Regions from separate parts of the Mus musculus genome. Here region 1 is linked to region 2. Evidence: chromatin loops called from intact Hi-C (ENCODE). Cell type or tissue: heart. All regions are shown on one strand. Each heading gives the region's core, and the rest is flanking DNA. Links, peaks and the distances in the headings are about the cores only. Region 1 holds the start of Zfp868 (zinc finger protein 868). Region 2 has its middle 22 kb from the start of Gatad2a.

Region 1 (11,327 bases), core at 1,589-9,588, 370 kb after region 2:
CAGCTGGACTCTGAGGAGTTCTGACTCAACCGGGATTACAGGAAGCAAAGACTCTAGTCAGATATAGCAAGGGCAGGGAGCACTACAGATAATAAGATGGAGGCAAGCATAAGAACAGAAGAAACAGAAACCAAGACTACTTGGCATCATCAGAACCCAATTCTCCACCATACCAAGTCCTGGATACACCATCACACCGGAAATGGAAGATTCGAGTCTAAAGTCACTTCTCATGACGATGATGGAGGACTTTAAGAAGGATAAATAACTTCCTTAAAGAATTACAGGAGAACACAGGTAAACAGCTAGAAGCTCTTAAAAAGGAAACACAAAAATCCCTTAAAGAATTACAGGAAAACACAATCAAACAGGTGAAGGAATGAACAAAACCATCCAAGATCTAAAAATGGAAATAGAAACAATGAAGAAATCACAACGGGAGACAACCCAGGAGTTAGAAAACCTAGGAAAGAGATCAGGAGTCATAGATGCAAGCATCACCAACAGAATACAAGAGATAGAAGAGAAAGTATCAGGGGCAGAAGATAACTTAGAAAACATTGACACAACAGTCAAAGAAAATGCAAAATGCAAAAAGCTCCTAACCCAAAACATGCAGGAAATACAGGACACAATGAGAAGAACAAACCTAAGGACAATAGGTTTAGAAGAGGGTGAGGATTCCCAACTTAAAGGGACAGTAAATATCTTCAACAAAATTATAGAAGAAAACTTGCCTAACCTAAAGAAAGAGATTCCCATGAACATACAAGAAGCCTACAGAACTCCAAGTAGACAGGACCAGAAAAGAAATTCCTCCTGTCACATAATAATCAAAACACCAAATACATTAAATAAAGAAAGCATATTAAAAGCAGTAATGGAAAATGGTGAAATAACATATAAATGCAGACTATCACAATTACACCAGACTTCTTACCAGAGATTATGAAAGCCAGAAGATCCTGGGCAGATGTCATACAGACCCTAAAAGAACATAAAAGCCAGTCCAGGCTACTATAACCAGCAAAACTCTCAATTACCATAGATGGAGAAACCAAAGTATTCCATGACAAAACCAAATTTACACAATATCTTTCCACAAATCCAGCCCTACAAATGATAATAGATGGAAAATGCCAACACGAGGAAGAAAACCACACCCTAGAAAAAGCAAGAAAGTAATCTTCTTCCAACAAACCCAAAAGAAGATAACCACACAAACATAAAAATAAGAGGAAGCAACAATCACTATTACTTAATATCTCTTAACATCAATGGACTCAATTCCCTGATAAAAAGACATACACTAACTGACTGGATATGTAAACAGGATCCAGCATTTTGCTGCACACAGGAAACACACCTCAGTGTCAAAGACAAACACTACCTCAGAGTAAAAGGCTGGAAAACAATTTTCCAAGCAAATGGTCCCAAGAAAGAAGCTGGAGTAGCCATTCTAATATCAAATAAAATAGATTTTAAACTAAAAGTTATCAAAAAGGATGAGAAAGGACACTTCAAACTGGTCAAAGGAAAAATCTACCAAGATGAACTCTCAATTCTGAACATCTGTGCTCCAAATGCAAGGGCACCCACATTCATAAAAGAAACTTTACTAAAGCTCAAAGCACACAATACACTCCACACAACAGTAGTGGGAGACTTCAACACCCTATTCTCAGCAATGGACAAGTCATGGAAACAGAAATTAAACAGAGACACAGTGAGAATAACAGAAGTTATGAATCAAATGTATCTAACAGGTATTTATAGAACATTTCATCCTAAAGCAAAAGAATATACTTTCTTCTCAGCACCTCATGGTACCTTCTCTAAAACTGACCATATAATTGACCACAAAATAGGCCTCAACAGATACAAGAAGATTGAAATAATCTCATGCATCCTATCAGATCACTATGGATTAAGGCTGACCTTAAATACCAACAAAAACAATGGAAAGCATACATATACATGAAAGCTGAACATTGCTCAATTCAATGATAATTTGGTCAAGGAAGAAATAAAGAAAGAAATTAAAGACTTTTTAGAATTTAATGAAAATGAAGACACATCATACCAAAACTTATGGGACACGATGAAAGCAGTGGTAAGAGGAAAACTCATAGCTCTAAGTGCCTCTAAAAAGAAACTGGAGAGAACTTACACTACCAGCTTGATAGTACAACTGAAAGATCTAGAACAAAAAGAAGCAAATACACCCAAGAGAAGTAGAAGGCTGGAAATAATCAAACTCAGGGCTGAAGTCAACCAAGTACAAACAAAAAGAACTATACAAAGAATCAACAAAACCAGGAGCTGGTTCCTTGAGAAAATCAACAAGATAGATAGACCCTTAACCAGATTAACCAGAGGACACAGAGACAGTATCCAAATTAATAAAATCAGAAATGAAAAGGGAGATATAACAACGGAAAGCATGGAAATTAAAAAATCATCATATCCTATTACAAAAGTTTATACTCAACTAAATTGGAAAATCTTTATGAAATGGACAATTTTCTAGATACATACAGGATGTCAAAGTTAAACAGGATCAAATAAGCCATCTAAATAATCCCATAACCTCTAAAGAAATAGAAGCAGTCATTAAGTCTCCCAACCAAAACCAGCCCAGGACCAGATAGGTTTAGTGGAGAATTCTAACAGACCTTTCAAGAAGACCTAATTACCAATACTCTTTAAACTATTCCACAAAATAGAAACAGAAGGTACACTATCTAACTCATTCTATGAAGCCACAATTACACTTATACCTAAACCACACAAGGGCCAAATGAAGAAAGAAAACTTCAGACCAATTTCCCTTATGAACATTTATGCAAAAATACTCAATAAAATTCTTGCCAACTGAATCTAAGAATACATCAAAATGATCATTCACCACGATCAAGTAGGCTTCACCCCAGGGATGCAGGGATGGTTCAATGTATGGAAATCCATCAATGTAATCTACTACATAAACAAACTCAAAGAAAAAACCCCCACATGATCACTTCATTAGATGCTGAAAAAGCATTTAACAAAATTCAGCATCCCTTCATGTTAAAAGTCTTGGAAAGATCAGGTATTCAAGGCCCATACCTAAACATAATAAAAGCAATATACAGAAAATCACTAGCCAACATCAAACTGAATGGAGAGAAACTTGAAGCAATTTCATTAAGATCAGGGACTAGACAAGGCTGCCCACTCTCTCCCTATCTATTCAACATAGTACTTGAAGTTCTAGCTAGGGCAATTAGACAACAAAAGGAGGTCAAGGGGTACAAATTGGAAACAAAGAAGTCAAAATATCACTGTTTGCAGAAGACATGATCATATACTTAAGTGACCCAAAAAATTCCACCAGAGAACTCCTACAGCTAATAAAGAACTTCAGCAAAGTGACTGGATATAAAATTAACTCAAACAAATCCATGACCTTCTTCTACTCAAAGGATAAACAGGCTGAGGCAGAAATTAGGGAAACAACACCCTTCACTATAAAATATATTGGTGTGACTCTAACTAAGCAAGTGAATGATCTATATGACAAGAACTTCAAGTTTCTGAAGAAAGAAATCGAAGTAGATCTCAGAAGATGGAAAGATCTCCCATGCTCATGGACTGGCAGAATTAATATAGTAAAAATGGCCATCTTGCCGAAAGCAATTTACAGATTCAATGCAATCCCCATCAAAATTCCAACTCAACTCTACCTAGAGTTAGAAAGAACAATTTGCAAATTCATTTGGAATAACAAAAACCCAGAATAGCGAAAATGATTCTCAACAATAAAAAAACTTCTAGGGGAATTACCATCCCCAACCTCAAGCTGTATTACAGAGAAATAGTAGTAAAAACTGCATGGTATTGATACAGAGACAGGCTGGAAGATCAGTGGAATGGAATTGAAGACCCAGAAATGAACCCATACACATATGGTCACTTGATCTTTGACAAAGAAGCTAAAGCCATCCAGTATAAAAAACGAGCATTTTTAACAAATAGTGCTGGCTCAACTGGTGGTTAGCATGTAGAAGAATGCAAATTGACCCATTCTTATCTCCTTATACAAAGCTCAAATCTAGGTGGATCAAGGACCTCCACATAAAACCAGAAACACTGAAACTTATAGAGGAGGAAGTGGGGAAGAGCCTCTAAGATATGGGCACAGGGGGAAAATTCCTGAACAGAACACCAATGGCTTGTGCTGTAAGATCAAGAATTGACAAATGGGACCTCATAAAATTGCAAAGCTTCTGTAAGCAAATGACACTGTCAATAAGGCAAAAAGGCAACCAACAGATTGGGAAAGGATCTTTACCAACCCTACATCTGATAGAGGGCTAATATCCAATATATACAAAGAACTCAAGAAGTTAGACTCCAGAGAACCAAATAACCCTATTAAAAATGGGGTACAGAGCTAAACAAAGAATTCTTAACTGAGAAATACTAAATGGCTGAGAAGCACCTAAAGAAATGTTCAGCATCCTTAGTCATCAGGGAAATGTAAATCGAAAGAACCCTGAGATTCCACCTCATACCAGTCAGAATGGCTAAGATCAAAAACTCAGGTGACAGCAGATGCTGGAGAGGATGTGGAGAAAGAGGAACACTCCTCCATTGTTGGTGGTATTGCAAGCTGGTACAACCACTCTGTAAATCAGTTTGGCAGTTCCTCGAAAATTGGACATAGTATTACCTGAGGACCCAGCTCTACCACTCCTGGGCATATAACTAGAAGATACTCCAACATGTAAGAAGGACACATGCTCCACTATGTTCATAGCAGTCTTTTTTATAAGAGGTAGGAGTTGGAAACAACCCTGATCCCTGATTTGAAGATTTGATCCTTCAAATCTGGAATGGATTCAGGAAATGTGGTACATTTACACAATGGAGTAGTACTCAGCTATTAAAAACGAATTCATGAAATTCTTAGGCAAATGGATAGAACTAGAAAATATCATCCTTAGTGAGGTAACCCAGGTGCAAAAGAAAACACATTTTATACACTCACTGATAAGTGAATACTAGCTCCAAAGCTCCAAATAACCAGGATACAAGTCACAGACTGCATGAAGCTCAGTAAGAAGGAAGAACAAAGTATGGTTGCTTCGGTCCTTCTTAGAAGGAGAACAAAATATTCACAGGAGCAAATATGGAGATAAAGTGTAGAGCAGAGACTACAGGAAAGGGCACTCAGAGTCTGTCCCACCTGGGGATTCATCCCAAATACAGTTACCAAACCCAGACACTACTGTGGATGCCAAGAAGTGCATGCTGAAAGGAGCCTGATATGGCTATCTCCTGAGAGGCCCTGCCAGATTCTTACAAATACAGAGATGGATGTTGGCAGCCAATCATTGGACTGAGCATGGGATTCCCCAATAGAGGAGTTAGAGAAAGGACTGAAGTAGAGGATGGCCTTGTCATGCATCAATGGAAGGAGAGGTCCTTGGTCCTATGAAGGCTCGATAGATGCCCCAGTATAGGGGAATTGATGGCTGGGAGGTGGGAGTGGGTGTGTGGTTGGGTGGAGTAACACCCTCATAGAAACAGGGTGAGGAAGAATGTAATAAGGTGTTTCTTGGAGGGAGGGAAACCGGGAAAGGGGATAACATATGAAATGTAAATAAATATCCAATAAAAAAGAAAAGAAAAAAAATGGCTTTAGGCACATTGACTGAGGCGGACTACGAGTTTGAGGCTCTTGTACACAATAAAGGAAGAGTCTCAACAAAAATATTCTGAAGAAGCTATGGTACAGTGCCCCCTGAACTGTCATCACCAAACACTAGTTTGGTTCTTTCAGCGGACTTGTCCCTAGGTAAGTCAGAGTCACAAAACTGGCCTGACATCGTTAACTATTTTCACTGGTCAGGGTCCTGGAATCATTCAGTAGGGCACACCTAGAGGTACACAAGAGCCATGAACCTATGTTGACACCTGCTGGCCACCGCAACACTAAACAATGGGCTCTAGACTCACAGCCTAAGGAACTGCAAGAGGAGCTACTCCTGTCACTCAGATCACCTAGAGCAGTTCTAACCAATCAGGAGCTACAGACAGGTTGTCCAATCAGAAGCTTCTAGGAGGCGGGGGGGCGGGTTCTTTTCGGCCGCCATGTTAGCTAAAGGTTCTTCACCGAAACTGAGGAAAGCCGTTGTGGGAGCCAGTGCTTGGAGCTGTGTGGGGGAGCGCGGGTGAGCTCGGAGCCTGGCAATGGTGAGCGAGGGCCGCTGTCCCCTGATGGGAGGAGCGGCCGGCTGGGCTGCGGGAGCCGGGGTGGTGGGTCCTCCCTGGGGTTGGGGCAGTGAACGCGGGGACGTCGGGGCTGCGACCTGGGCCTCCGCCTGCGGTCCGTAGGTACTTCCGCCCTGATCCTCTTGGCGTCAGCGCTGAGCGGGAGGTCCCGCCCTGCGGGGGGCGGGGGATGGGCGGAAGCCAGTACGCGGATGACGTCACGATCCGGGCTGGCGGGGACGTCCTGCTTTTGGTGGTGCGCTGAAGGCTGCTTGCTAGACTAAGGCTGTCTAGGTTCTTTGTGCTGTCTTCGAGAAGTTCTGAACTTTGCTTTCCACATGTAAGTGTGGCAACCTCTTTAGGTTAATTTTACGACATTTGTAAAGTCCAGTGAGTTTCTTTGCAAAGATGTTTAAAACCAGCTCTGGGAAAGATGACTTGTCTCCTTGAATTTATTTTGTTCTTCGGTCAGACATCCTTTGATTATATTTTTGTTTTTATTTCTGCTTATGCATTTGTGGGCTTGTTAATTTTTCTTCCCTCAAATAGTGCATTGTTTTGCGTACCGAGGTTCGCCGAGAACTGTTAGTCAGGAAGCATTGTAGTCGATTCTTCTGTATTGTGTTCACCATTCTGGTCCTTTTCTTCATTTCCACACAACCTTTATTTCTTGTTTATTTTAGCATTTTTATTGGAAGTATGTTGAACTACTAGTTTAAACTGAGAACATGAGCATACTATGCTAGAAATAAGATAGACACATTTGTATCTCCCCAAAGTATCAAATATTTTTGAATAACAATAAACTTAAAAGGTTTTGATGGCAGCAATTTGCCAAGTGATTTCACTTACATTTGTAATTAGGACAAGGTTAATGTGGGTTTTATTCTAGTCTTTTTTTTTTAAGATTTATTTATTTTATGTATGTGAGTACACTTTCGCTCTCTTCAGACGCAATGGAAGAGAGCATCTGATCCCATTACAGATGGTTGTGAGCCACCATGTGGTTGCTGGGAATTGAACATAGGACCTCTGGAGGAGCAGTCAATGCTCTTAACCACTGAGCCATCTCTCCAGCCCTTCTTTTAGTTTTAATTGTTAATATTAATTCTCATGTCAAAGCACACAGTATATCTCTGCATATATTTAGTTTATAAAATGAATACTTAGAAGTAGGCTGAGAGAAATGTAGGTAGAGTTTGTCCTGATATGAAAAGGAACTCAAAACAATTGTGCCACAGGGAGCGAGCCTTTGATGAAGTCACAGAGAGGACTCAGGCTTGTCAGCCATGCTGCTTAGTTCTAGATAGAAGGCCCTGAGAGCAGGCAACTGTGGGCTCAGGTCCAGGTCTGGATAGGGACTAGGTGGAAGGCCAGGCAGGTGAGTAGGTGAGTCATGGGGCCTATTGAAACCTCAGGGACAAAAGTCTCTACTTGTCCTTTCTTCATCTATATACTAGTTATCAGACGATAGGATGGTTTGGGGTCAGACATCCTAGTGCTAGTAGGTGTCTATCAATTTAAGAGGCCAGGAGAGGGATTTATGCCCTTCCCTGGTTTCCCTGATAGCATTGTAATACATGCCCATCTAGTCTCAACTCACCCTGATAAACTTACAGAGTAGCCCTCTTTCTGTTCTCAGGAACAAGCCTGTGATATCTGGCTGAACAGATAGTATTGTTTGTGCATGTACCAAGGGGCTGGAGTCATTCTCTTTCCTCAAAATGGAGTCAAATGGAGTCACTCAGGGCAAGGCATTGTCTGGAAAACCACTGTTTTCTCACAGTATGGAGTAACTTGGGACAGGACACAGCCGACTGTGCCCTTCAACACTTCACGTCCAGGATCCTGCAGTAGCACTTGCTTTATTAGGTTCATTGCTTTCATTGGTGATTTGAAGTGTGAGGCTGGAGAGCTGGCTTAGTGGTTAAGAGCACTGCTGCTCTTGTAGATTGATTTCCAGTGACCACATGGTGGCTTAAACCGTTCTGTAATTTCATTCCAAGGAGATATGAAGCCCTCTTCTGGCCTTCGTGGGTACCAGGCATGCATGTGGTGGAAGCAAAACACCCATACATGTAAAATACATAATTTAAAAAAAAAAAGAAAGTTATAGTTAATGTCTGCGGACTTCCCCTCCCAACCCCTTATTTTGTCTTTTTTAGACAAAATCTCACTTGTGACCTGTCTGACCTGGAACTCTGGAACTTTGTAGACCAGTGTGGTCTGGAAATCACAGCAGTCTGCCTGTCTCTGCCTTTTGAGTCTGTGCAACACCACACCCAGTATGTCTGTAGTTCTTTGTTTTATTTGTGTATTTTCTTTGTGTCATTTATCTCTACTGGTGTACAAGCAGCGTAGTGTTTTTCCTTTTATATCCTATTGCTTATTGCCAATGTACAGGAGTAGGATAGAATTATGTATCCTATATGTTTGCTATGGTATCACATTAATTCCTTGAATTTTTTGAGTTTTGAGATTTTCTTTGGGCAAAACCAGTTTTTTATTTCTTCCGAAGAAGCTTACTTCCCCTTTTGTTGACATACAGTTTTATTCTCCCTTAAATATAGCATGATAATGATTTAAAATTAATTTTATATTTTATTTCTGTGGGTGTATTGCCCACAGAAGTAAGTCTGTGTGCTGGTGCCTGGGGAGGACAGAGGAGGGTGTTAGATCCCCTGGAACTGGTGTTGCAGATGGCTGTGAGCCACCGGGGTGCTGGGAATTGAACCTGGGTCCTCTGGAAGAGCAGGCAGGCAGTGCTTTAACATTGGCGCCCTCTCTCCAGCCCACTCATGTGACTGTTGTTATTTACTGTTGATGGTGGATTCCATCGTTTCTAACTTTTCTTGGGGAGGTGCATGTTGAGAATTGAAATCTGGTTCTTGTGTGCTCTGCCATTGAGCTTCATCCAGTTTGAATTTTGAAGTTTAGTTGGTTTTGCATACCTGTCTTAATTTCTACTTGGTTGCAGTATGTAAGTTTTGATTTGGTTTAGTTAATTTCTGTATTATGTTGAGGTGGGTCCTTGTGTAGGTATGGATGGCCTCAAATTCCTGATTCTTTTGCTGCCTCCAAAGTTCTGGAGTAGCAAGTATGACTCATGATACTGTTTTTCTTTAAGATTTTTTTTTTATAACTTAAACAAATTTCCCCTTTAACAATTTCCTACGTATATAAAGTGCATGCTGTGGTCCATCCTCTCTGACTCCAGCACACCCCCGTCCTGCCTTATCCCTGCAATTCCCTTTCTGATCTCCTTGCTTAAATTCTGTGTTGGAACCACACTGAAGACAATGACTTCTTCCTCCGGGATCTGTTAGTGGTCACTAATTCAAGGAAGAGTAGTAGAGCACTGTAGGCCCCTCCCCGACCTATAATTGACTGTTGTTGGTGCTGTTCTGAGTACCATTGGATGTGACCAAACCACTATGAGGTCAGAAAGCTCTGGCACTGCTATACCTAGAAGTCAGGATTTTACAGCCCTTCTCCCTTGCCTCTCGTGCTCTTACACTTTCACCCCTTCCTGTGCTGTGATCCCTAAGAAGTAATAGTACAAGTGTCCTATTCAGGCATGGAGAAAAGAAGAGCACTGGCTGTTCTTTCAAAAGACTAGAGTTCAATTCCTAGCACTTACATGGTGGCTCACAACCATTTGTAACTTTAGTTCCTCTTCTGGCCTTGTACTGCATGAACATGTTGCTTAGAAATACATAAAGGCATAACATCATGCTATAAACTAAAAATAAGTAAAATATCAAAAGCAAAATTAAAAATAATTTAAAAAATGTCCTATTTGGGTTGAGCACTTAACTATCACTTATTCTCAGCGCTCTGAACACCCTGCATCCTGTGTTCACTGACATTTATTGAAAAAAGAGGCTTCTCTGACTAAGACTAAGAGTGGGATTTGTTTATGGGTATGAACATAGGTATTTAGAAAGTAACCTGGCTGCAGGACAGTACAGCTAAACTCTGTTAGCAGGTTAATCCTAGAGGCCATGAGTTTTTCCCTAGGTTTACAGTGTCAGATGTGGATTTCCTCTTGTGAAGCAGGCCTCAAATCCAATCAGAGAATGGTTATTCATCTAACAGGTTTTTTTAAAACTACATATGATCCAGAGTCTTAGTCATTATTCTATTGCTGTGAAGCGATAACATGACCATGGCAACTTTAAATTGGGATAAGCTTAAAGTTTTAGAGGTTTAGTTCATTATCATCATGGCGAGGAGCATGGTGGCATGCAGAAGACATGGTGCTGGAGAAGTAGCTAAGAGTTCTACAGTCAGATCTGTAGGAAGAGAGAGACACTGGGACACTGGGCCTGGCTTGGGTTGACCAAGCATTCAAGTACAGGATCCTCTGGAGGCCATTCTTTTTTTTTTTTTTTTGGTTTTTCAAGACAGGGTTTCTCTGTGTAGCCCTGGCTGTCCTGGAACTCACTCTGTAGACCAGGCTGGCCTCGAACTCAGAAATCTGCCTGCCTCTGCCTCCCAAGTGCTGGGATTAAAGGCGTACGCCACCATGCCCGGCTCTGGAGGCCATTCTTATTCCAGCCACTACACCCAATTATTACATTCCTAGGTATATACTCATGGGACTCTATATCCTACTACAGTAGGATATATAGTAGTATATCCTATAGAGAGACTTGTTGAACCATGTTCATCATTGCTTTATTCAAAATACCTAGAAAATGAGAACTGCCTAGATATCTATCAGTGATGAATAGATAGCAAAAATGTGGTATACATATGTGTAATGCGTGTGTGTGTGTGTGTGTGTATGTATGTATATATGTATGTATATACATGCGTATGCATACCTAATTTGTTTTTATGGTAGAATGGTGGCTTCATACTTTAAATTCAGAAGTATTTGCTTTTCTGAGACACATTGTACCAGATTGGTGTAAATTTGTTTTTGTATTTTTAACACTGGGTCTCTATTAAACTCACTCTGTATACCTGGATAGGCTTGATCTCAAGAGATTCTCTTGCCTGTTTCCTGAGTGCTAGGGTTAAAGTCGGGCATCACTGCACGCAGCTTGGTGTAAATCCTTGAC
Region 2 (11,327 bases), core at 1,666-9,665:
ACAGTTCTCCCTTCGTTTCCTCTTTTTTTTTTCCTTTAAAAATAAAGATATATTTAATTTTTATTAACGTGTCTATCTGTGCACATGTGCCTTGCAGGTGACCTTAGAGGACAGAAGGGGGCGTTGGATCCCTTGGAGCTGCACACAGAGGCGACTGTGAGCTGCCATAAGTGGGTATTTGGGTCACACTCAAGAGCAGCAAGTGCCACTAAGCCGTCTTTCCAGAGCCCACTTCCCTTTTCTCTTCCCCTCCCCTTCCTCTGCAAGCCAGGCTATCCTCAGACTCACAGTGATCCTCTTCTGAAGTGCTGCGATTATTACCGCACCTGTTTTTTGTGTTGTTTCTCAAAAGAGGGTCTGTAGCTCAGACTAGCCTTCAATTTACGATCCTTCCTTCAGCAGTCTCCTTTATGCCGGGACAGACCTGGGCCCTCGACCCTGGAGGCTATAACCTTTTTGCTATCTGTCTGTGGCATTACTCAGCGGTCACTCTCAGTGCTGGTGGAACGCTTCCTCTGTGCGAGGGGACTTCTCAGGAGAGCAGCCACAGGTCTCTGGCTGGCAGAGGCCCCGCCTTCCTAACGCCTGTGGGGCTGCCTGGGCCAGCTCCCACTTCCCTATATGGGCGTGAATGTCACTCAGCCTGTTCGTCAAGTTGATTCCCCAGACCCAGGAAGGGCCACGCCTTGGTGAAGAGATGCAATCAGCTTCCACCAGGGAAAGGAAACTCATCCTTCAGTCACATGGCTCTTGCTTCAGTTTTTATTATAAAACTAGGCTGCCCTTGGCTCTGAGGTTCAGGAATTTCACTAGAGTATCTACCTGGAGTCTCTCTTCAAAGAGAGTTCACTTCAGACAAAGAAAAGGGTTAGGATTATTATTTTTTCCTTAGCCCAGGCTGTTCTTGAACTATGAAGATGAGGATGACCTTAGATTTCTGAGTGTCTTGCCTCTATTTCCTAAATTCTGAGCTGACAGGTGTGCACCATCACACCTAGTTTATGTGGGGCCGGGAATGCACACTGTGCACACTGGGCAATCACTATCAACTGAATTGCATTCCCTGTCTAGGTCTCAAAAGTTTTGATTATTTATTTGGATTATTTTACCAGTACAGTAGTAGTTTAGTTGTGTGTGTGTGTGTGGGGGGGGCATATATTGAGCTGGACACTAGCTAATGCACTGCTTATCAATTTTTAAAAAAGATTTATTATTATATGTAAGTACACTGTAGCTGGCTTCAGATGCACCAGAAGAGGGTCAGAACTCATTACGGATGGTTGTGAGCTACCATGTGGTTGCTGGAATTTGAACTCAGGACTTTCAGAAGAGCAGTCAGTGCTCTTAATCACTGAACCATTTCTCTAGGTCCCAGCACCAATTTTTGATTGCTAATGTGAGCATGCTCTCCATGAGACCATAGTGCTTTCTCACCTTTGAGCATGTTGCTGGATTGGAGATTTAAAGTTTTTTATGTGTATAAATGTATGTAAGCACACCACATGCACCAGATCTCCTGGAACTGGAGTTATAGAGGGTTGTGAGTCACCATGTGAGCGCTGGGAATGAAATCTGGTTCTCTGCAAGAGCAATACGTGTTATAATTGTTTTTGGATTTGAGATGTAAATAATACAAGTGTCAGTTAAGATGTAATACTACAGTTGAGCAGTTGATGTAGACCAATAACAGTAGCTGAGTGTACCTGCCTTTCTTTCTTCCTTCCTTTCTTTCCTTCTTTCTTTCTTTCTTTCTTTCTTTCTTTCTTTCTTTCTTTCTTTCTTTCTTTCTTTCTTTCTTCTTTCTTTCTTTCTTTCTTTCTTTCTTTCTTCCTTCCTACCTTCCTTTTTTTTTTTTTTTTTCTTTTTTCGAGACAGGGTTTCTCTTTGTAGCACTGGCTCTCCTGAAACTCACTCTATAGGCCAGGCTGGCATCGAACTCAGAAATCTGCCTGCCTTTGCCTCCTAAATGCTGGGATTAAAGGCGTGCGCCACCAAGGCCCAGCACTGCCTTTCTCTTCTGCATACAATGGGAAATTACATACTATGCTGACCTATAATCCCATCAATAATTGTTGATTCAACAATAAATTATGCTAGATGTAATGGAATACACCTACCAAGAGGACTATGTGTGCTAGGTCATCCTGAACTACATAGTAAGCTCTAAGCCAACCTGGGCTACACAGTAAAAACCCTTCTCAAGAAAAACAAGAAAAGTTATGTGTAAAGTACCAAGGGATCACTTAAATAGGTTGATTCTTGTGCTAGCAAAATATCCCAGTTAGTGACAGGAATTAAACTAGCTTTTGTTCCCTACTGTGGGCCAGTGCAAGGCACTTTAGTTCACATCTCTAGTGTAAGCCTTTGGGCAAATTTCTGGTTTTTCTATGCAACCCAGGATGGCCTAGAACTTGAGATGCTCCTGCCTCAGCCTCCCTTGTGGGTTCTGATGTCTTCCGCCATGAGGGTGATTATTGGCCTTCTTAAGAAGTGGCAGGTATGGGTTTGTTTCCAGTTCTGCCAGCCCTTTGGTTCAACATGAAGAGAATGTGGTAGCTCCTGAGCAGAGGGGCCAAGCGTGCAGGGAACATCTTCGTGTTTACCATGGCTCCCTTCCTTAGTCAGTGACGCTGTGTTTGTTGGCCTCATCATTTGGGACCAGTTTAAGATCAGTTAAGAAGTCATAGTCCCTCCAATCCCTGTTACTATCTGCACTTACTTTTCTTCCAAAACTTCAGCTTTCTTGTAAGCATAAGTCCATTCTTCTCATACAAGCTTCAAGGTTCACATGGAATCCTTGAGTTCTTTCTAGTCTCATCCTTTATTTTATTTGATGACTTTCTCCTTAATATTAGTATAGCAGTTTCTTTGTATTGCTTCAATTCTGCCTGGTGTAATAAATAGGCCTGTTTCTCTGTATTGCATTCTTCTTGGCTCCTAAGATCCCTTCAGTAACAACTTCCCTTTGGTGACCTGTGTGCCTGGCCATGCGTGTTGTCTTCAGTAACAGCAACCACAGCTTACCATTTGCACCCTCAGAGCTGAAGGTCTTTCTCGTCTGTGCCTTTTCATGACTTTGACTCACTAGGTTATTTGGTTACCTATTTAGACAAACCTGGGTCCTTTGGGGGCAGGGTTATAAACCAGGCAAGGACTTTGGAATGAATTAAGGGTCAAGCATGGTAGTGCACTCCTGCCATTTTGGCATAGGAAAGATGGCGTCAGAAAGAGGATTTTGATACCAGTCTGGGCAACAAGAGACTCTGCTGAAGAAAATAAGAGGGGGCTCCAGATGAAGTTCCACTAATAAGCTACAAGATTAGCACAAGCATTGCAGAAACTGGGTGTGATGGCACATACCTGTCATACTTGGGATGTCTATGCCTGAGGATCAGGAGTTCAAGGCCTTACTTGTAACTGGAGGACATTTAAGGCCACCTGGGCTACATGAGATCCTGCTTAAAAAGGGACAGAACTGGAAGGATGGCTCAGAGGTTAAGAGCACTTGGCTGCTTTTCTAGTCCAGGTTCGATTCCTAGACCCTACATAGCAGTTCATAATTGTCTGTGACTCCAGTTCCAGGGAATCTGATGCCTTCTTCTGGCATACAGTGGGGACACCGTACTTGGTTCAGACAAGCAAAGCAACCGTCACATAATATAAATACTTTTAAAATGGGGGAAGATAGTTGAAGCTCTTTTTGCTTTAACTTTTGCCAAATGATGTGTTAAATTTGGGATGACAGATTAGATTTTATCTGGAAGTGGTTGGGAAGCAGAAAGGGTTTTGGAAAGTTCCTATCTAGCAGAGAAATTATGGAGATGGAGAAACCAAGAGTTAATCAGGGAATAGTAGAATTCAAGGTCATCCTCAGCTACATAGTAGTAAGTCTGAAGCTAGTCTGGGTGGGATACAGGAGATATCAAAACACATCCTGCAGGCTTGGTGGGACATGCCTTCAGTTCCAGTACTTGAAAGGCAAAGGAAGGGTAAATCTTTTAAGTTTGAGAGTAACCTGCTTTACATAGATGTCTAGTACCCTGTCTCAAAAACAAAACAATGGGCTCAAAATGTAAAGGTTCTTGCCACAAAGCCTGAGACCCTGAGTTTGATCTCTGGGACCCACATAGAAAAGGAGGCCTAGGGCTGGAGAGATGGCTCAGCAGTTAAGAGCACCAACTGCTCTTCTGAAGGTCCTGAGTTCAAATCCCAGCAACCACATGGTGGCTCACAATCATCGGTAATGAGATCTGATGCCCTTTTCCTGTATGTCTGAAGACAGCTACAGTGTACTTAGATTATAATAATAAATAAATCTTTTTTGTTTTTGTTTTTTCGAGACAGGGTTTCTCTGTATAGCCCTGGCTGTTCTGGAACTCACTTTGTAGACCAGGCTAGCCTGGAACTCAGAAATCCTCCTGTCTCTGCCTCCGGAGTGCTGGGATTAAAAGCGTGCGCCACCATGCCCGGCATAAATCTTAAAAAAAAAAAAAAAAAAAAAAAGAAAGAAAGAAAGAAAGAAAGAAAGAAAGAAAGAAAGAAAGAAAGAAAAGGAGGCCTAACGCCTTCAAGCTATCCTCTGACTTAAACATGCTTGTCATGGCATGCACATCAAACCCAATAAATACAATAAATGCTAAATAATAAAGGACCCCTCCCTCCCCCAAACCAAACAAAATAAAGCCGAAAGAGCTCAGAAGGCAGAGAGAGGCGGGCAAATAGCTGTGAGAGTTCTAAGTTTCAGGCCATCCAGAGATACATAATGAGAAGGAGGAGTTGTTGTTGGAGGTAAATGGCTACAACTTGAGTAAAGGGTGAGGGGAAATCTAGGGCTGCTCCAGCTCCAGATCTCTCCTCTAGGTGTGAAAGCAAGTGATCTAGATCTAAAGGGTTGAGGTGGGGCTTCCATTCAGAGAGTTGCACGCATCCCAGTAGCATTCAGGAGATTTAGGGATGCTGAATCCCGCCACAATTCTCAGAAAAGTAGGTGAAGATCGAGATCGCCGAAGGCGTCCTCAGAACCGGACCAGCGATGCGAACCTGAAGGTTCTCCTCCGAACGGGCCGGGGACGCATCCCCGGACGCTCTTCAGAAGGTGGCGGCGGTCAGGGCCACGGACAGGACCAGGCCTCCACTAGAAGAACCTAGGAGCCCCAGCGCCCATGGGAACCAAGCCAAGTCACCAGTCACTTGAGGACTACTCAGAGGCGCCTGTCCAGGCCCGACAGCCTCCGGCGCATTGTGGGTGGGGCGCCCCTGCTGAGCACAGCGGGGAACCCTCAGCTCAGCCAGTTGTTGGCCGCCCGGTAGCCCAGTCGAACCGCCCTCCAAGGTCCCAGCAAGCGGGCCACGAATTGACGTGTCCTCCAAGACCGCACCCCTCACGGCATTCCCGCCCCAAACCTAAATCCCTCCCCGATGGCGAGTTGACTGGCTCTGGAACCCGCTCCATTCTCCCATTGGATGCTCGTCTGTCAGTCATCCTGTCCCGCCCCCTAGGCCCGTCCCAGCCACCGGAGCGATCCGGAGGGCCAGCCGGCCAACGCGCTCATTGGCTGCTGATAACTGTCTGTCCTGAGGCTGGCCACACCCCTCGTGGGGTGCCGATCTTGAGTGCCCCGGCCAGACTTCATTGGCCTGCGGCGCCGCCACTCGGAGAGACGTGCATCAACCCGGAAGTGTGAGAGGCAAAATCTGCCTAGCAACCGGGGAAGCCGGGCTGTGAAGCGGGCAATTTCAGTGAGAGAAGGAGCGGTGAGACCGAGCGGCGGCTCTGAGCGCGCCGCGGCAGCTCCTTCCGCCCGGGGTCAGCGCCCCGGCGCGCGCACGCGCACCCTCGCTGCCTGAGCGCGCCCCGCGCCGCCCGCGCAGTCGGTCCGTCGGTCGTCCGTCGTCCTGTCGCCACCGCCGCCTCAGGCGCCACCCGAGGGAGCCGTCGCCGTGGGACGCGACCAGACCGGACCCGAGCGCTCTGCCTGAGGTTGGCCTGGGGCCCAGCTGCCGATCGCGCGGAGCCGAGCAACTTCGGTGAGTGCGGGGCAGGCGCCGCTGCTGGGGTCCCCAGCTTCCGGTGCCCCGGGCTCCCCCGGCTTCCGCTTGGCCGGGCTAGTGCGTTTCCCTACTGGACTCTTTAGGGAACCTGCGTCTGAAGGCCCCCTGTCTCTGAGAGCACCCCTTCTGTGTCGAGGAGCCCCTCGGGTCTGAGAGTGCCCTTTTCTGGGGTACTCCTTGTTTGAGAGCACCCTCTTTTTAGAGGAATTAGTGTCTGAAGGTGCCCTTTCTTTATAGCACCTCACCTCTCTGAGGGTGCTCCTTCTCTCGCGAACCCCTGCATTTCCGCGAGTACCTTAGAAAGGGGGATCTTGTGTTTCTGAGAGTGGCCCCTTTCCGAGGGGGCACTGCTTTTTCTGACTCAACTTTGCTGAGGAATCTAACCTGAGGGACCCTTGTTTATCTGCATCCTCCCTCTGCTCCCCCCTGTGAACTCCTATTTGAGGGCGAACCTCTTTTTGAGAGAGCTTTCAACTCTCTCAGGGGAGTCTCTCTGGTACATCTTCCGTATTGAGAGGAACCCTATTTCAGACCTTCTACGTTCCCGAGGGGATCCCCTATTTCTGAGACCCTTACCCCGAGATGTACCCTGCCTCTTTGAGGGTCTGTAGTCATTCTCTGGAGCTACCCCTCCTTTCCAGGGTGTTTGGCTGCACCCCCTTGCTTCTGTAATAGGTAGCTTTTTGTCTGATGAGTGGCCCCCCTTCCTTTCTGGGATTTCTTGCCTCCCTCAGGAAGGTTCCACTTCCCTTAGGAGACACTATCTTTCTGAGGACCTCTTCTATGGAGGATGTTTCTGAGATCACCCTGCCTCTCGGGGAACCTCCTCCCACAATTTTCTGGGGAGGTTGTTTCTCCTGTTTTTCCTTTTTTTTTTTTTTTTTTTTTTTTTTTGACAGATCCTCTCTCTGAAATTCTCTCCTTGGTTTTCTGTCCTTATTTTGAGTGACTTCTTTCTTTTTCCAAGTTTTCCCAAATCTGATGTGCTCCTTGGAGGGTTTCCCCACTTTTCTAAACTGTTCCTAACTTGCAAACCTTACATTCTCTCTCTTTTTTTTTGGAGGGGGGAAGTGGGAGGGTGTCATACTGTGTAACTCTCCCTGGTGGCCTTGAACTCAGAGATCTGCTTGCAGAGGCCCTTGTGAGCTAGAATTAAAGGCCTGTGTCATGCCTGGTCTCTCCACATTTTAATTGTTTTGAGACTCAGTTTTTGTTACATTATATACCTTAGGCTGTCCTTGGATTAAGATTTTTCTAGCAAGATTTTCCTTGAATTTTTTTCTGAGACAGGGTTTCTCTGTGAGTTCTGGCTGTCCTCACTCTGTACGTGTTGGTCTGGAACTCAGAGATCCGCCTGCCTCTGCCTTTCCAGTGCTGGCATCAAAGGCATACATCCTTCTTTCTTTTAAAAGGCAGGATCTCACGGGGGGGGGGGGGGGCAGTTCTGGAACTCACTCTGCACCCAGGATAGCTACAAATTCATGGTCATCTTCCTGCCTCAGACTGAAGACTGACAGCAGCATTATAGGAGTGAGCCACTATGCCTGTCCTTTGTCCCCACTTTAGCTAGGTAACCCTTTTCCTTAGAAGAGGCACTGTGGATCCCTCATTTTCCTGAGGGATCCTGCAGCATAGGTGCTCCCTACCTACTTGCCTGGGATTTTTCTCTTCTTGAGAGTTCTCTCCTTCATTTCTGTGTGAGAGACTTATCATTTAGCTTCGGAGCCACTAATTTCAAGATTCCTCTATTTCTGTATGGTATCCAAATCTCTGCTGTGAAGGGAAAGACTTAGACATGTTTTCTTTCCTTTAGTTTTCTTTCATGACAGTTTTGGGGTTTCTCAGTTATCATTGTGTTTTAATTTTTAGACATGGTCTTTCACTCTGTAGCCCAGGCTGCTCTCAAAGTGCTCATGTATGTAGCTAGGCTGTCTTTGAATCATCTTGTTTAACCTTTCAGAGTGTTGGATTTTTTTTTTCATGACTTTTATCTTAGTTTTTAGAGGACTTTTGGGGCTAGAGAGAAAGTTAGGAGACCTATATGCAAAAACAAAAACAAAGCATTCCCCCTAATGTCTTGGGATTTGAGTGTGTTACTGTATTTTCTTTCCTTTTTTTTCCCTTTTTAATTTTTTGGAGACAAGATCTCTGTTATGTAGCCCTAGACAGAGGTCTTCCTGATTTGCCTGCCTCTGACTCTTCAAGCACTGAGATTAAAGTCATGGGCTACCTACCATACCCAACTTCCTTTCTTTTTTGATATAGGGTCTTGTCATGTAGCTTACTCTGACCTCAGACTTTTGATAGTTTCCCTGCCTTAGCCTCTTGAGTGTTGGCATTGTAGATGGGCAATATCCCCTACTGTATTACATTTTCCTGACATTTGAGGCCAGTGTTAGAAGACTGTAGGCACTGAGAGACAAGGCAGAAACATTGTCTCCCTATTATCACAAGGTCAAACCTATGGGGTGAATCCACTTCCTGCCCTGTCCATCTGCAGACAGAGGACCTTCCTTTCCTGAAGAAAAGAGAAGAAAGCACTCCTTTGCTCTATCAGGGTTTCCTGCACCACCCTGAGCCTCTGATTTACCCCTTGATCAAAAGAGGAGCCCCAGGTTGTAACCTTGGTTTGAAAGGACAAAAGCAGGAAATGGGTCATCCTAGGTCTGGAAAAGGTGCTATGGGGGCAAGAGACAGAGAACTACATGTCTGTAAGTTTTAGGTGACTTTGACCTGGCCCAAAGGAAGGGTTTCCATGGTGTTTACAAATCTCTTATGTATTTTTTTAGTGGCCCACCCTGGATTCCAAGTCACTGCAGTAGCTAATTTTATCTGCTTTGCCAAGGCAGAGCTCTCAGAAGCCTAAGGAAATGAATGCTGGCATTGAGAGATGGTCCACAGGACAGAAATGAACTCAGTTTGAAATCTGAGTAAGTCCTAACCGCTTCGAGTCCACAGGCTGGTTTCAGGCTGGGAACCAAGCGAGCTGAACACCAAAGTGGGTGAGCCGTTTGGTTTAGCATTTCAACAAGTTGTGTCCCTCTGTTCAGCTCCACCTTTACTTTTCCTTCTAGTTTGACTTAACACAGTCTCTCCCTGGTCCTTTTCCATCCGGGTCTTGCTTAATTTGAGTCTTTTGTGAAGACTCCTGCTGAGGCTATAATTTGAGTTCTAAATCTGTCAGTGGACCATGTGGACACAAGTTTCAACTCGAGCTATTTTCTCCTGTGGAGAAGCAGTTGGAGAGTTTCCTGGTTCCTCAGCTCTTGGGGTAGTCAAGTCCAGGCAAGAGGCTGCTGCAGACCTGTTGCTTTTCCATTGCTTATTGGTCATCTGTAGATACTGCTCTTAGTGAAGAGGACAGATGGTGAGGAGCTTGGGGCTTAGGCTGTCCTGGGACGAGATATACATGTATATATTTATCACTTGAAAGAAAACCAACCCAGCTTATATAGTGTTAAAAAAAAGATGTAAATGCTTAAAGTGAGAGTTTTTGTTTTTGTTTTTGTTTTTGTTTTTCAAGACAGGGTTTTCTCTGTATAGCCCTGGCTGTCCTGGAACTCACTCTGTAGACCAGGCTGGCATCTGCCTCCCAAGTGCTGGGATTAAAGGCGAGTGTAACCATAGCCCAGCGGAGAGTTGTTTCTTGTTTGTTACTGTAACAAAATGGTTGAGTCAGGCTACTTTATAAAGAGCTTTATTGACTGCTGAGATGGCACAGGGTGTTAATGGCAAGAGACAAGGAACAGGGTATTGGTGTAACTATCTATGCACACCTGTACTCTTTTTATTTATTCTTATGTATGTATGTATGTATGTATGTATGTATGTATGTATGTATGTATGTATGTATCTATCTGTCTGTCTATCTATCTATCTATCTATCTATCTATGAATGATAGGGTTTTTCTGTTCTAGAACTCACTCTGTAGACCAGACTTGCCTTGAACCCAGAGATCTATTTGCCTCTGCTGGGATTAAAGGCATGCCACCATGCCCAGGTTTTTCTTTTTTAATGTTTATATATGTGTGTCTTGTGTGTATATAAATTGGAGGACATCAGAAAACAGAATTGGATCCTCTGGAACTGTGGGTTCTGGGAAATGAACCTGGGTTCTACATAAGAGCAGGAAGTGTTCCTAACTGCTGAGCCATCTCTCTAGCCCTTCTCTCTCTCTTGTTTTAATGTATTCCATTTTTTAAAGGTTTATTTATTGTATATATGTGAGTACACTGTCTCTCTCTTTAGACGGACTAGAAGAGGGCATTGGATCCCGTTACAGATGGTTGTGAGCCACCATGTGGTTGCTGGGAATTGAACTGAGAACCTCTGGAAGAGCAGAGCCATCTCTCTAGCCCTCTTAAAAGGTTTCCACCAAGGGGGCTTCACCCTAAGGATTAATTCTCATTAATTCTAAATCTAACCCCCCATATTTGTCATTGTACTCAGACTCATACATGATAACAAGTGCTTTTTACCACTGAATTGCACTGAGCTATAGCCTCAGTCTTTAAACATTTTTTAAAGCATTTTAACATTTTTATTTTATGAGTAGGGTATTTTGCCTGCATGTGTGCATCACATTGATATATACTCAAAAGAGGGTGTTGAATTTCTAGAACTGGAGTTGGAGGTGGTCGTGAGCTACTATGTGGTGCTGGAAGCTGAACGTGGCTCCTCTGGAAGAGCAGTTAGTATTCTAAAATACTGAGTCATCTATCCATCCCCACCCCCAATTTTTTTATTGTAGTTGTGAGATAGACTCTAGATATGTTGTTCAGTCTGACCTTGACCTCACTCCAGCTCAGGAAGGCCTTGATCTTGAAATCCTTCTGCTTCAGACTCCTGAGCAGCAATATTACAGGCTCATACCTATGGCTCATTTCTAAACCGCATATAGCCTGGCTAAATTCCATCCTCATTTTTTGGGAAGGGTGTGTGTGGTTGAGACAAGGTTTCATGTAGCCTCTGGAGTCATGCTTGCTCTGTACCAAGACTGGCCTCAAACTGTTGATCTCTTGCTTCCCATCTTCTCAGTGTCGGGATGAAAGACTAATGCCACCACACTTGGCTTTCTAACCAAATAACAGTACAATTGTGATCTCTGTTTGGGGGTGTGTGTGGTTAAACCATACCCTCATCATAGCAGGGCAATACCTCCTTTCTGGAGGTTTCCCTTTTGATGCTTTAAGGGGCATGTTTGTCCGAGTTGTGTGGTTTACCAAGTTATAGCAAACCAGCATGGTACTAAAGATTGGAACACACTGCTACCAGG

What was found. Peaks named below come from ENCODE experiments on the same cell type or tissue, not always from the same donor. Only the 100,000 strongest peaks of a DNase experiment are listed, where the experiment ranks them.
Region 1: a loop joins it to region 2, with 2.7 times the contacts of the local background. A loop is called at or near these places in 2 of 42 quality-filtered maps.

The regions. Positions count from the first base shown.
Region 1 is chr8:69,620,348-69,631,674 of GRCm38, reverse strand. It overlaps Zfp868 (zinc finger protein 868), which reads left to right and starts at 6,127. Exons shown (of 5, transcript NM_172754.2): 1 at 6,127-6,240. In heart, for the core only: a CTCF peak has its summit at 5,960 (motif pointing left); DNase peaks (open chromatin) are centred at 6,104 and 6,394; H3K4me3 peaks cover 1,905 bases; H3K27ac peaks cover 1,206 bases.
Region 2 is chr8:69,990,643-70,001,969 of GRCm38, reverse strand. It overlaps a transcript of Gatad2a not described here. Among named protein-coding and RNA genes, the nearest start is that of Gatad2a, 22 kb to the right of the region's middle. In heart, for the core only: CTCF peaks have their summits at 5,275 and 5,623; a DNase peak (open chromatin) is centred at 5,409; H3K4me3 peaks cover 2,378 bases; H3K27ac peaks cover 2,225 bases.